3 separate regions of the Homo sapiens genome follow, and regions 2 and 3 are each linked to region 1. A link is a contact called in ENCODE Hi-C or POLR2A ChIA-PET data. All regions are on one chromosome and are shown on one strand. The core of a region is the stretch at or near the end of the contact, and the rest is flanking DNA. Distances in the headings are between cores, read along the strand shown.

The links. Hi-C counts contacts between places; a loop is a spot of excess contacts on that map. ChIA-PET counts read pairs that join two places held with the same protein, here RNA polymerase II (POLR2A). Pooled maps may share reads with other maps.
Region 2: a loop to region 1 is called in a map of ascending aorta, with 2.7 times the contacts of the local background. The contact joins the enhancer-like site here to the promoter of FOXJ3 in region 1. A Hi-C loop is called at or near these places in 1 of 168 maps with a recorded cell type or tissue (ascending aorta) and 8 of 50 pooled maps. POLR2A ChIA-PET finds 5 or more read pairs at or near these places in 1 of 52 experiments (MCF 10A).
Region 3: a map of CD8-positive, alpha-beta T cell shows a loop between it and region 1 (9-fold over the local background). The contact joins the enhancer-like site here to the promoter of FOXJ3 in region 1. A Hi-C loop is called at or near these places in 4 of 168 maps with a recorded cell type or tissue (CD4-positive, alpha-beta T cell, CD8-positive, alpha-beta T cell and ascending aorta) and 12 of 50 pooled maps. POLR2A ChIA-PET finds 5 or more read pairs at or near these places in 1 of 52 experiments (PC-9).

Annotation. Positions count from the first base shown.
Region 1 is chr1:42,333,549-42,337,772 of GRCh38, reverse strand. FOXJ3 (forkhead box J3) reads left to right here and starts at 2,538. Exons shown (of 13, transcript NM_014947.5): 1 at 2,538-2,714. RefSeq lists a silencer at 2,502-3,021 and an enhancer at 2,606-3,563.
Region 2 is chr1:41,660,208-41,664,431 of GRCh38, reverse strand. All of the region lies in intron 2 of HIVEP3 (HIVEP zinc finger 3), which reads left to right. Among named protein-coding and RNA genes, the nearest start is that of EDN2, 180 kb to the right of the region's middle. RefSeq lists a silencer at 1,450-2,329. Within about 2 kb of position 1,736, at least 31 of the 41 ENCODE cell types and tissues checked have a DNase peak (open chromatin) inside an H3K27ac peak, as active enhancers do; they include ascending aorta, where a contact is called at or near this core.
Region 3 is chr1:42,922,117-42,926,340 of GRCh38, reverse strand. It overlaps SLC2A1 (solute carrier family 2 member 1), which reads left to right. Exons shown (of 10, transcript NM_006516.4): 10 at 1-988. Among named protein-coding and RNA genes, the nearest start is that of SLC2A1, 35 kb to the left of the region's middle. RefSeq lists enhancers at 1,659-1,748, 2,169-2,298, 2,955-3,074. Within about 2 kb of position 2,025, at least 39 of the 41 ENCODE cell types and tissues checked have a DNase peak (open chromatin) inside an H3K27ac peak, as active enhancers do; they include CD4-positive, alpha-beta T cell, CD8-positive, alpha-beta T cell, PC-9 and 1 more, where a contact is called at or near this core.

The sequences.
Region 1 (4,224 bases), core at 1,289-3,788:
CCCAGGCTGGAGTGCAGTGGCGCAGTCACAACTCACTGCAGCCTTGACCTCTTGGGCCCAATCCTCCCATCTCAGCCTCCCACATAGCTGGGACCAAGGATGCACACCACCCTGCCGGCTAATTTTTTTATTTTTGTAGAGACAGTCTCCTTATGTTGCCCAGGCTAGTCTTGAACTCTTGTGCTCACGCAATCTTCCGCCTCTGCCTAAGTGTTGGGAGACCATAGACAGACTGTACGTTATTTATTTTTTAGAGATGGGGGCTTGCTGTGTTGCCCGGGCTGCACTTGAACTCCTGGGCTCAAGTGATCCTATCCTCCTGCCTCAGCCTCCTTAATAACTGGGATTACAGTCAAGCGCCACTGTGCCCGGCTGAGACTGCATCTTATTTATCTTACTCATTGCTACTATCTAGTTCAAGCCATCATTCTGTACCTGGGTAATGGAGCCTCTGGCTTCCACCATTGTCCTCTTAGTTCTGCTCTTAGCACGGCGGCCAGAGTGATCTTTTGAAAGCACGAGTCAGATCCTATCACTCCTCTGTTCAAAGCCCAGCAGTGGTTCTGTTTCAGCCAAGATTCCTACAGCTCCCTACTTGAGACCCCTCTCTCTGATCTTATCTCCTCATTAGGCTCCCATTTGCTCACGGCTCCAACCGTCCTGGCCTTCTCATTATTTTTAACACTTCCCGAGGCTTTTGTCTCCAGGCCTTTCCACCAGCTAGCTGTTCCTTCTGCCTGGGACACTCTTCCCCAGACAACTGCATGGCTGACTCCCTCAGCTCTTTCAGGTCTCCGATTTAAAGTCATTTTATAAATGAGGCCCATGCTGACGGCTCTATTTAAAATTGCAGGCCAGGCGCGGTGGCTCAGGCCTGTAATGCCAGCACTTTGGGAGGCCGAAGAGCGCGGATCACTTTTGAGTTCGGGAGTTTGAGACCAGCCTGGCCAACATGGTGAAACCCCATCTCTACTAAAAATACAAAAATTAGCCGGGTGTGGTAGCGCGCGCCTGTAATCCCAGCTACTTAGGAGGCTGAGGCAGGAGAATCACTTGAACCCGGGAGTTGCAGTGAGCTGAGATCGCGCCACTGCACTCCAGCCTGGGCGGGAGAGCAGGATTCCCTCTTAAAAAAAAATTGCAAACCCCCTTCCTCCAGTTTTCCTCATACCCCTTACCCTGGTGTATTTTTTTTTCCCCATATGCCTTCTAACATATTACATAATTCTCTTACATTTATCATCTTTCTCCTTATATTAGAATGAAAGCTCCAACAGGGAAGGGTATTTGTTTTCTCTCTCTCTTCTGTTTACTGATACATCCCAAGCACTAAAATAGTGTCTGGCAACCTTAGTAGTGATTGGCAAATATTTGTTGAGTGAATGAGTACATGAATCTTCAGAATCTTGCTAGTCTTATAAAGAAAAGGAATATGTGAATACTTTGAATCTCCAGTGCCTAGAAATGCTTGACCAAACGGCAGGTGTTCAATGTTTACTGAAGGAATTGTGTGCTCAGATCTGCTGGAGGTCTTTATCTGAACCCTTTGAGACTATGTCAAAAAAGTACCCAGGGCCAATTCACTCATGCCTCTCCTTTTCCTCTCATCCAATCAGCCTAGTATTCATCTAACAAATATCTAAGTCTCCAAATATTGAGCCACCCATTGTGAGTTCAAAAGCGTGTTTGGCGCTGCAGGGGAATATGTGACTAACGCGAATGAAGCAACAGCAAATACTACACTGGAATGTAATTAAGTGTGAAATTATAGGGCAGATTATCAGTGCTAATAGTTTAGAGAAAGAATCAGTGAAGACTGACGTAGAAGTAAATTCCAAAGTTCACTCGTCGACCAAACTACCCTTCTAAACGCTCCACCTACTGATAGTAGTACCATAACCTGGGTAGCTACCTTGAGAATTAGAAGGGCCTTTAGAGGTCCAACTCCTTTAAGAAAGAAAGAAAGACCAGGCACGGGAAAGGCCTCCGCAGACATGAGTCTAGCACCTGGGACTCATGAAGTTCTGAAAAGAGGGGTGTCCTGAAGGTCCAAGGCGCCTTTGTTGGGGGTCCCGGAATCCGCGGTGTGCCAGGTCGGAAAAGGCGTCCGCTTTCCTGGAGAGGAGGCTAAGGTGCCGGGCGCTTCGGTGAGGTGGCGGATGTTGGGGGGCGGGGGAGGGCAGAAGGCACCATTCCTTCGGGGCATGGGGCCCCAGGTATCCGTGGGCAGGGTCCAAAGCCACCGATCCCTACTGTCCTCAACTGCGGGGTTGCCTCCGCCGCCTTTGCTCCCAGACGCCACTCCGAGGCACAAGGACCCCAAGTCGCTCGGAACTGCCGGCCGCTAGATGACACCGGCTGCGCCGATGCAGAGCCTCGGGAGTCTCAGGGCACTACTTGTCCCAGCGGAGGGATCCTGCGTGCGTCGAAGCGACCGTGACCGCGCAGGGACTTGACGCCGCTGACGCCGGGCCGGCGGCGCAGCGACGCCGCAGGAGGCGGTGGCGGCGAGGGCGGGCGGGGGATGCGGGTCGGGAAGTAGTTCCGGGTGCGCGGCCCCGGATGTTGGCTGCTCTTGCTGCCGCCGCCGCTCTCGGGGCTGCTCGGGGCCTCGACCGCTCGCAGTAGGCACCGTTGGGACCTTTCCCGGGGGGGCGGAGACGCACGGAGCGGCCGGGGGCTCGGCCGGGCCGTCCCGGCCTGCGCAGCCTGAGGTAAGTGCCCCCCGCCAGGGCGGCCGGGCCTGGGCGGCGGGCGAGGAGGCGGGGCTGTGGCATCTCCCGGGACGGAGGCAGGGGCTGTCCTCCGCGAGACGCCCTCTCTCTTCCAGCCGCAGCCGCGTTGCGGGGTGGGCGGCGGGTGGGGCAGGGGGCCTGGGCCCCGGCTGGGGCCTGGCGGACGCCGAGGGCTGGGTCCTTCCCTCCCCCGCGGCGCTTCTCAGCTGCTGCTGCCCCTCAGCTGGGAAGCAGCGGCTTCGCGTCTCCCGCCCCTCCCCCAGGCGGGGCACCGGGGAACCAGACGTGGATCCCGGGGGCGCCTAGTCCGAGGGCAGCGACCGTCTCCTTCCCTCCATGACCTGTCCCTTGGCCTGGGCTAGCCCCCGACCCCGGCACTCTGCGGCTTCTTCCCTTTAAGCTTGGGGGCGCTTTTCTGCCGGCAGGGCGGGCTGTACCTCACGCCTTGGAGTGGCCCTTTGGGGAGAGGAGGCCCATGCGAGGGTGCTTGCGTTCCCGCCCATCCTGTGTCTGTGTCCTTTGCTGGGATTAGGGCAAAGGCAGCCGTTCCATGCGGACGTGTTGCTGTCCTGTGTGTGTTGCATCCTGCCCACGTGGTAGAGTGTCTCCCGCCCCCCCTCCCAGCTCCATTTTTGCAGCTGGTGAGGAGGGAGGTTAACGGGATGGTTTTTCCTCTGTGATTTCCTCCGGGTGGCGTGGAAGGTGTTAGGGTCAGTTTGCTTTGCCGAGGCCGGCTGTTGGTTAGATGAAGAATCGAGAGTTGTACTCTGAAATTGAGGCCAGTAGGGGACATAACAGGGCTTAGTTTCATTAACATCTTTTTTCCTCTTCCATTAGCTGCTCTTATTCTTTTCTCTGTTGCTTAATTATAGAGAATAAGCGCTTGCTACCGATGCATTCAGGTGTATAGTTTTCATTTCTCTGTTTTACTTTTTGTGTGTCTGGTTAGCAAAGGTTTTACTATTCCGTGTTGGTGCATTCCACGTCTGTGTTGTCCCTGGTTGGATTCCTGAATGAGTTAGAGCCATTCACTCTAATTCCTGAAGGAGTTAGAGATTGGTGGGCACCTTTTTGGTCTTTTTCTGAGATTTATTTGTGTGTGTTTTCTTCCTTCTATTTTGTTTCCCAGTGAAAAAGCGTGATGTCATAGGAGCGTTATATGCATAGCTCTTTTTCTCACAAGGCAGCACTAGTTTCACCTAGTCACTTATTTTGTAGAAGCTCTTTTACTTCACTTTTCCTCTTACTCTGTTGAGTACCCATTGCACACTCTTTTTTTGAAACTGGTTTGAAACATGGTTTGAGTAGTTTTTTTCTTAATGTCTCTTCCAGATTAGGGTTTCCATCTTCTGTTTTGCTGTTTTGAGACCACAGATTGTTCCCGCAATAACAGTGAGAGAAGCCTATTCCTCCTGGTCCCTAGCAAATATTTATAGAAAAGCAGTAACTCCTCTCTTTTTCTGAGTGGTATATATTATATAGACGTGAT
Region 2 (4,224 bases), core at 487-2,986, 670 kb after region 1:
GGAGGGTCCCTTGAGGCCAGGCCACCTCTCAAAGGGGAGGAGGATGTCATTCAACTTGGGGCAGGAGCAAGGCTGTCATCTGAGCCTGTGTGTGTGAATGATAGAAAGTCACCCCTCAGGGCATATGAATTATAACAAGGCACCCACCTCCTCTGCCTGGAGTTGCTTTCAGACAGAAAACGGGAAGCAGGACAGTGGGGGCAGGGCAGGAGTGGAGTGAGGAGCAGGAATCTGTCCCAGGGGGCACCCCACCCCAGTTGCCCTGCTCAAGAGAAGGACCTGTATCAAGGGCAGGCTTGGATTCAGGGTGTGAAGGACAGCTGGAGGGGGTGGAGAAGACATTTCAAAGGGAAAGCCTGTATGAAGACCTCAAGAAGTGGAAACTGGTGCAAAGTGGTGCGTGTTGGGGGTGGTGGCTGGGCAAATGGCAGGATGGGCTGAGCTCTGGGAGATGCAGCTGGTCCGTGGGGCCTTGCATGCCAGATCAGGAAGTGTGGTCCTTCCCTTTGGGGCTTTGTCAGAAGGAGGATGACCCAATTAGAGCTGGGATTGGGCCCTGGGAGCTGATGGAAGTTGAGAGAGACTGGGGTGGTGGTGATCCACAGAACAGCTGGGCAGCTTGGCAGCTGGTCAGTGGGTTTGCAATCGTGTACGTGAGTGTGCAGACCCATGTCCAGCTGCAATCACACCTGCCTTGACTCTCTGCAAGCCCTGGAGCCATAGCTTCCTCCTCTCTGCCCCTAGGAATGTAGTGCCTCTTAGAAGGTGGGGGTTCCCTCCATTAAAGCTGGGGGTCTGGGAGGAGTCTATTTGCTCTGATCTGGCTTTGGAGGAAGGGTGGCAGCTCTATCAGAGGCTGTTGTATAAAGGCACACAAATGCCCAAGGTCACTAATCCGCCCTTTGGGCCTAGAGAAGTTGAGGGCATGACTTTGGAGCCAGAGGAAACCTGGAGCCTCCAAGGATCCCCCTGGAAACTTGGGTCAGCATAGTGCTTAGTTCCCCTGTGGGGCCTCAAACTTTCATGACCCTGAAAGGGAGTGCTTGGTTAAATTCTGCATCCTAGGCACTTAACTTACCTCACTCTAGTCCTGGCTTAACCCCACTCTACACCCCCGACCCCCAGCTCCATTGTCTCCTCCTGAGGCTGTTCCTGGAGTCAGCCAAACCCAGGGCCAGCCCTGGTTCCACTGTGGCAGAGGGTTGACCTCTGCCAAATAACCTCTGGTGGGCATCAGTGAAATAACAGATCACGGAGAGAGATCTCAGGGTCCTGGCCTTCCCGCAGACCTGTGGAGGCCTGGCTGGGAACTGGCTCAAGTGTGCTTGATCCTGGCCAGAGCAAGGACCAGAGTGACTCAGGCCCAAATCCCGAGATCCAGCAGCTTCTGGTAAAGTCAAGCCATTGGGAAGCCCCGGGGTGTCCCCCGCCCCCACCCCAGGCCTGAGCCCAGGGAGGCCCTGGCAGGCCCGCCCCGCCCAGAGCTCATTAAAGCGGATTCCCGCCTGGGGAGGCGCGGGCTTCCCGGAGCCCGGCTGGCACCCAGGGGGAAGGCGGGGAGCGCACACTTTGGGGACGGCGATGGACTCCCGCTGGGCCCGGGTGCGACCAAGGCGTGGCGCAGAGTGGCAGGGCCCCGGCGGCGGCGACAGGGGCTTCCCTGTCTGCCCTCCCTAGAGGGCCCAGGAGGAAAAGACAGCGCCGGAGCCGGGGCGGGCGCGGAGGGAGGGGCGGCGCCCGGAGTGACACGGCCTGTCACCGAGGAGGCCGGCGCGCAGACCCTCCCCGCGGCCGCCGGCAGCCAGGGATTCCCCGGGCGAGGAGACCCTCCCCTGGCAGCCGCCAGCCGCGCCCGGGCCCATCTGCGACCCCGGCCGCGAAGGCATCCCGGGGTGGCCAGCAGTGAGGCCGAGCGGACGGGAGAGGCGCCCCGGGCCGGCGGCGGGGTCCCCGTGCTCGGCGACAGGAAACTCTGGGGAGTGAATGGAAAGAAGTGGGTGGTCCGGCCCCTGCGACTTCCCCTGACATCACTGCCCAAATAAGGAGCTTCCAAGCGGCCGCGGGGCGGCCCGGAGCCGCGCCCGCCGCCGGCGCCCGCCCGCCAGCCCGCCCCGCGCCCACCCCGCGCCGCGTGGGCCGCCAGCGAGCGCCTGGGGCACCGCCGGGCGGAGCCGAGCCGGGCGGAGCCGAGCGCGCGGGCGCTGCCGAGCCGCGCGGAGGCCGGGCGCGCAGCCCAGCGCAGCCCAGTCCAGCGCGGCGCAGCCCAGCCCAGAGCAGCGGAGCCTCGGCCGCCCGCAGGTAAGCAACGAGCGCCCCGCGCGCCGCGCCCCCGCCGCGGCCTGGCAGCCCAGGGACCGGGCACCGCCGAGCGGGCGGCAGAGGGACCGGAGGGAGCCGCGTCGGTGGGAGAGGGCTGGGCGCGGGCGCGCTTGCAGTAGTGCGTCGGTGCCAACTCCCGGGACCCTTGGAGTGAGGGGCCCCGGCTTCTTCGCAGCCTGCGGTGGCCTGATGCACGCGCTCTCAGCCAGCGTTTTCCAGACACTACTTCTGTCACCACCCTAGGGCGACACAAGCGTTCCCGCGTTCACACACTTCTCTGGCACACTCGCGCCTGGCACGGCCGTTGGCGTGCACAGCCTCCTGTGTCCAGCGCAGACTCTCACCCCGGCGCGGCGCTCACCCCTCGCACCCACGCATACCGTGGGACACGGCACACCCGGCGGGAGCTGCTGAATGGGTTTGGCAGCCCTAGCTTCCCCCAAGGCCATGCAGTTTCAGTCTGTCAGAGCCCACCAGCCTGGGGCTCCTCGGGGCTCATTGGGAGTGAGTTAAACTAGCATTGCTCTGGATCCTCCGAGGAGCCCCTCCTCCCGGCATAATGACAGCTGGCACTGGGGGTACATCCTAGCGGGTTGTACCTGGCATGGTCAGGAGGGTGTGGCGACTGGGAGAGATCTACTCCCACTTCACAGCCTGGATGTTTCCAGAGCGGCTTCTACTCCAGGGGCATTTCTGAGAGCACCCTCCCCAACCCCCCTTAATCAGAGCAGGGTGCTTGGGCTTCAGACAGAAGTGGTGGTGGCTGCAAAACAGGTGCAGATAGCATCAGCCTTGGCATCTTGCAGGGATCTCTGCATAGTGGCCACAGTTGTTTATCTATAAAAATATAATGTATTGATTGATGTTTCATCAAGGACATAGGGGAAACTGATAGAGCCAAATTATGGGTCTATCCCTTAGTGACTCTGGGCAGACTCGTTCGTCTCTTTCAGGCTATGTTTTATCAAAAATGGAATGAGTGTCCCCAGAGGTATGTTTTTAAGAAAGATTGAGATCACGTAAGTAAAAAATGTTTTGTAGATGTAAAGCCTTGTGCACGTGCCAGTAACTGTGGTTTGGATGATTTCTGGGCTGGTAGTTGTCATGGCTCTGCTCTGTGACTTAGAACACCCTTTCTGTTCCATCATCTGCAAAAAAGGGGTCATTAATAAGTGTCCTGTGTGCCTAGTAGCAGATTTTCCCAGTGTGTTCAGTGGATTGTTAGTTCTGAAAGCTGTTCCACCAGTAAAGGTTTCCCTGTTAGAGTAAGAATGGCAAATTGTGCAAGCTCTCTATTACCCTTTTGGCCAATTACAATCCATACTGGCAAATGAAAGGCTCTGAGAAGTCCTGCAATAAAAGACTCTTTAACTTTGTCCAACCCAGCATTTTTTTTCTAGTTGCGGGCCCTTTTCAAGTTAGTAGGCTTGCTCTCCAAGGAAACAGTGCTTCAGGGGCTACCCATAGAGATGATGTAGTGTTGTACAGTTGCAACCAAACTTTGAGAGCTAAATTCTAATTGGTCTGTTTTAATGGAGAGTAAGCAGAAGCCCAGAACAGTTAAGAGGCTCATCTGAGGTCACACAGCTAAACAGTGGCCCAAGATCACCCAGTAGTTAGTGGTAAAGCACGGACCGCAACATGACTCCCCATCCAGTGCTCTCACCTCACTGAATGACATCCAGAAGTTGAGAATTTTCCTCTAGAACCAGTCTTGCTGCTTTGTATGGACACTTTGCAGAATGTGTTTAAAAAACATAAAGAGTCAAATGATTTATTGTTGAATGAATTAAGTGATGACCAGTTACCAACTCTGTGCCTTTCATTTTGAAGACTTTAGCATGTAAAGTTCAACCACATGTGGAGCCTGTGGTGAAGAGCTTGGTAATGGTACCACAGTCATCT
Region 3 (4,224 bases), core at 776-3,275, 590 kb before region 1:
TGCTCAAGAAGACATGGAGACTCCTGCCCTGTTGTGTATAGATGCAAGATATTTATATATATTTTTGGTTGTCAATATTAAATACAGACACTAAGTTATAGTATATCTGGACAAGCCAACTTGTAAATACACCACCTCACTCCTGTTACTTACCTAAACAGATATAAATGGCTGGTTTTTAGAAACATGGTTTTGAAATGCTTGTGGATTGAGGGTAGGAGGTTTGGATGGGAGTGAGACAGAAGTAAGTGGGGTTGCAACCACTGCAACGGCTTAGACTTCGACTCAGGATCCAGTCCCTTACACGTACCTCTCATCAGTGTCCTCTTGCTCAAAAATCTGTTTGATCCCTGTTACCCAGAGAATATATACATTCTTTATCTTGACATTCAAGGCATTTCTATCACATATTTGATAGTTGGTGTTCAAAAAAACACTAGTTTTGTGCCAGCCGTGATGCTCAGGCTTGAAATGCATTATTTTGAATGTGAAGTAAATACTGTACCTTTATTGGACAGGCTCAAAGAGGTTATGTGCCTGAAGTCGCACAGTGAATAAGCTAAAACACCTGCTTTTAACAATGGTACCATACAACCACTACTCCATTAACTCCACCCACCTCCTGCACCCCTCCCCACACACACAAAATGAACCACGTTCTTTGTATGGGCCCAATGAGCTGTCAAGCTGCCCTGTGTTCATTTCATTTGGAATTGCCCCCTCTGGTTCCTCTGTATACTACTGCTTCATCTCTAAAGACAGCTCATCCTCCTCCTTCACCCCTGAATTTCCAGAGCACTTCATCTGCTCCTTCATCACAAGTCCAGTTTTCTGCCACTAGTCTGAATTTCATGAGAAGATGCCGATTTGGTTCCTGTGGGTCCTCAGCACTATTCAGTACAGTGCTTGATGCACAGCAGGCACTCAGAAAATACTGGAGGAAATAAAACACCAAAGATATTTGTCTCTAGAGGCTCAGCTGACAAAATCTGGGAGAAGTTTGCTTTTGTAACTACAGGCAGGCTTTTTTCTCCCTGACATGAAGAGGGGTTGTAAGAAGGGTGTGAGAAAGGAAAACTGGTACTTAGCAAATGGAAATACCTATATGTATTACCATTAGGTATAAAGAATCTATGAGGACATCCATCTGCATCTCAACAAAGAAGAGCAGGTTGCGAAGAATATGCCCTGCCTGAGCCTGGGGACAGGGCGGTTAACTGGTGAAGGGCTGAGGCCAGATGAAAGGAAGCCTTATCGTGTGCTCCCAAAAGACTTCTGTTGAAAGGAGTTATCCGGGTCCCCGTGCGGGAGGGGGTGCGGGGGCAGGGCAAGAAGGAGAGGCCGGGGGCCCAGGTATCTTACTCCTACGACGCTGCTCACTCAGGGCTGTCCCCACTGGACCAGAAAGGAAACAGACGGGGTGGGGTGGGGTGGGGTGGGGTGGGGATGGGTGGGAGCCCCGCGCCGGTGGCCGGACGCGAGGACTACAAGGCGGATGGCGGGCGGAGCTCATTCACACTCGAGGGCCCAGAACGTTGGCAGAGCCAGGCAGCACCCGAGCCCCGCCCCGGCCCAGAGGTTCAGACCCCGGTCTGAAAAGGCCCGACAATCCACTCGCAGCTGCCTCCCGCCCTGGGTCAGTATCGACGTCCCCGAGCACCGCCATTTCCCAAACTGCAAAATGTCAGCGCAGGCGCAGGGAAGCCGGCCCGCCCTCAGCGTGGTCCAGAGTGCCGCGACGGCACAGCTGCCGGTCGGTCCCCTGACGCCTTTCCTCTAGGGGCCGCAATCCACCCCGGGGTAGAAGATTTGGGGCCAAGGTTCGGCCGCCTACTGCCGGGGTCGATGGCGCATCCTCTCCAGACCTCACAGCGGTCCCCTAAGCCGGGCCACCGGCGGCGCACGGACACGATTGGGGATGGGCGGGGCCAGGTGGTTTCTCCACCAATCAGAGGCGCATTGTTGGGCCCGACGAGGGGCGGGCTCCAAGACTCCACCAATCACACCCTGGCGGTTCCAGGCGCTGGCCCTTGGGGACGACCTGGGCGCCTGCTTGCCAGGCGATGCGGTTTACTCTGGAGGGGGTGACGGTGACTTGTGTATCGCTGGGCATCCCTGGGGACGTAGCTCACCCGGGTTCCTATCCCGCGTAAGGTGACGTCTACGGTTTCTGACGAAAAGGGGTAAATAGATAACGGGACTGTTCTCCAGGCCACCATCTTTTCCCAGCAGTGCTTAGTTGTTTCACTGACAGTGTTATGAGATCTTTCATTTGAAATCTTAGGCGCAAAATCTCCTCTCCCTGGAAGCCTTCTGGATCAGGTTTTCCCGGGAACACTACATCGGCTTGTATTTCCTCCATCAAAGCGCTCTCCACGCTGTACCGGAATTGAGTGTCTTTCCACCACATTGGGGGCGGGGGCGGGGACGAGGGCGGGGGTTGGGGGGGTAGGGCAGCTGCCGCAGGAACAGGACTGAGCCATTCCTTGGTCCCCACTTCCCACCACAGACTCTGGTCAGGATTATTGAATGAATGAAGTAGAATTTAGAAGCCAAGAAGTTCTGAAATCTGAATTCTTACAGTGCAATTTTAGGTAGACGATCTGACAATTCAGGATGTATTTAATAATAGGGAAAGGATATCATTCTTTTCTGTCAACTACATTTTTAATGACCCCTTTTTCATTCTGTGATTTTTATTTCATAAGTCTCCTACAGTTCTGGTCCGTCTGTCCATTGCAATTGCTGGGCCTACTGCTGGCCACTCATCACCTCTCCCAGGATCACTGCAACTGCCTTCTCACTGATCTCTGTGCTTCCTGCTTCCTCCTCATTCTCCACACTGCAATCGATGATCTTCCTAAAATTCAAATCTAGTTATGTCTCTCTCCTACTTAAAAACCTTCCTGGGTTCCTCATTTCTCTCAGGATAATGTCTGTGTTTCTTAACCTGAAAATTCAAGTCATTCATGATCAAGCTCTCGACCTCACCACTGCCCCCACTCAACCCCAACCCTATCCTCCAGCCATCCATCCACTCTGTTCTCTGATCACGTTCTCCTTCTCCTCTGGGCCTCTGAAGTTTCCTCCGAAGAGACTGCCCTCCCACCTACTCCTGTTATCCACTAGGTGATCACACCCCACCACAGCTCAAGGAGTGAGAGAACAGAAGCTGCTAGTTGGGAGTCTGGCTCATCCATTCATTGGCACATTCCTGCCAACTAGTGGCTGTTTTGTGAACATTTTGATCAGGGCAGGGTTTAACCTCACACTTTCAGGGTTTCAGAGATACTACGTTGCTTTGGAGGGAACCCTTGACTGGTCCTACTACAACAAATCCATCTGGTAACCCTGACCCTGGCTTCCCAAATGATCTTCCTAAAAATGTGTTCTGACCACATTATTCTGTGGGTTAATACTCCCCACTTTCTCATGATAAAGCCCAAATTCCTTAACCACATTCTGGCCTTTGCAGACCTTATCTTCCAATACACTCCTTCCACACCCTAATCTCCAGTGAAGCTTGATGTACTCTATGTTCCCAGGACAACTCCTCACCCTAAAACTTTTTGTTCAATCCCCTTTCTCCTGGTCTGCCTTTGGTCTCTCCATAAGATTATCTGATATCAAAATACCAAATTAGCTGTCACTTTCTCTATGAAGCATTTGCTCAATTCTTTGAACCATTACCTAACTGAGTACACACTTGTTGCCACGTTTTCTCCTCAGTTGTGCTGGGTCTTGGAAAAAATATGGTTTCTGGAGTCAGAAATAGCTGATTTAAGATTCCTGCACTGCTATTTAGCTGAATAATCTTGGGCAAGTCACTTCACCTTTCTGATCTTCTGTTTCTTTTCTGTTGTAATATTAAAATGAAATAATATATATTGTAATGCAGATATCGGCTGGAGTTACATCATCTTCCCCCTTCCAAATGTTTCAGAAAGTCTGGTAATCACCCCCAAGGTTTCTGTGAATTCCCAGGGATCTTTTGTTTTCTTTCTTTCTTTTTTTGACACGGAGTCTCCCTCTGTCACCCAGGCTGGAGTGCAGTGGTACCATCTCGGCTCACTGCAACCTCCACCTCCCGGGTTCAAGCAGTTCTCTGCCTGAGCCTCCCAAGTAGCTGGGATTACAGGCCCCCACCACCACACCCCACTAATTTTTGTATTTTTAGTAGAGACAGGGTTTCACCATGTTGGCCAGGCTGGTCTTGAACTCCTG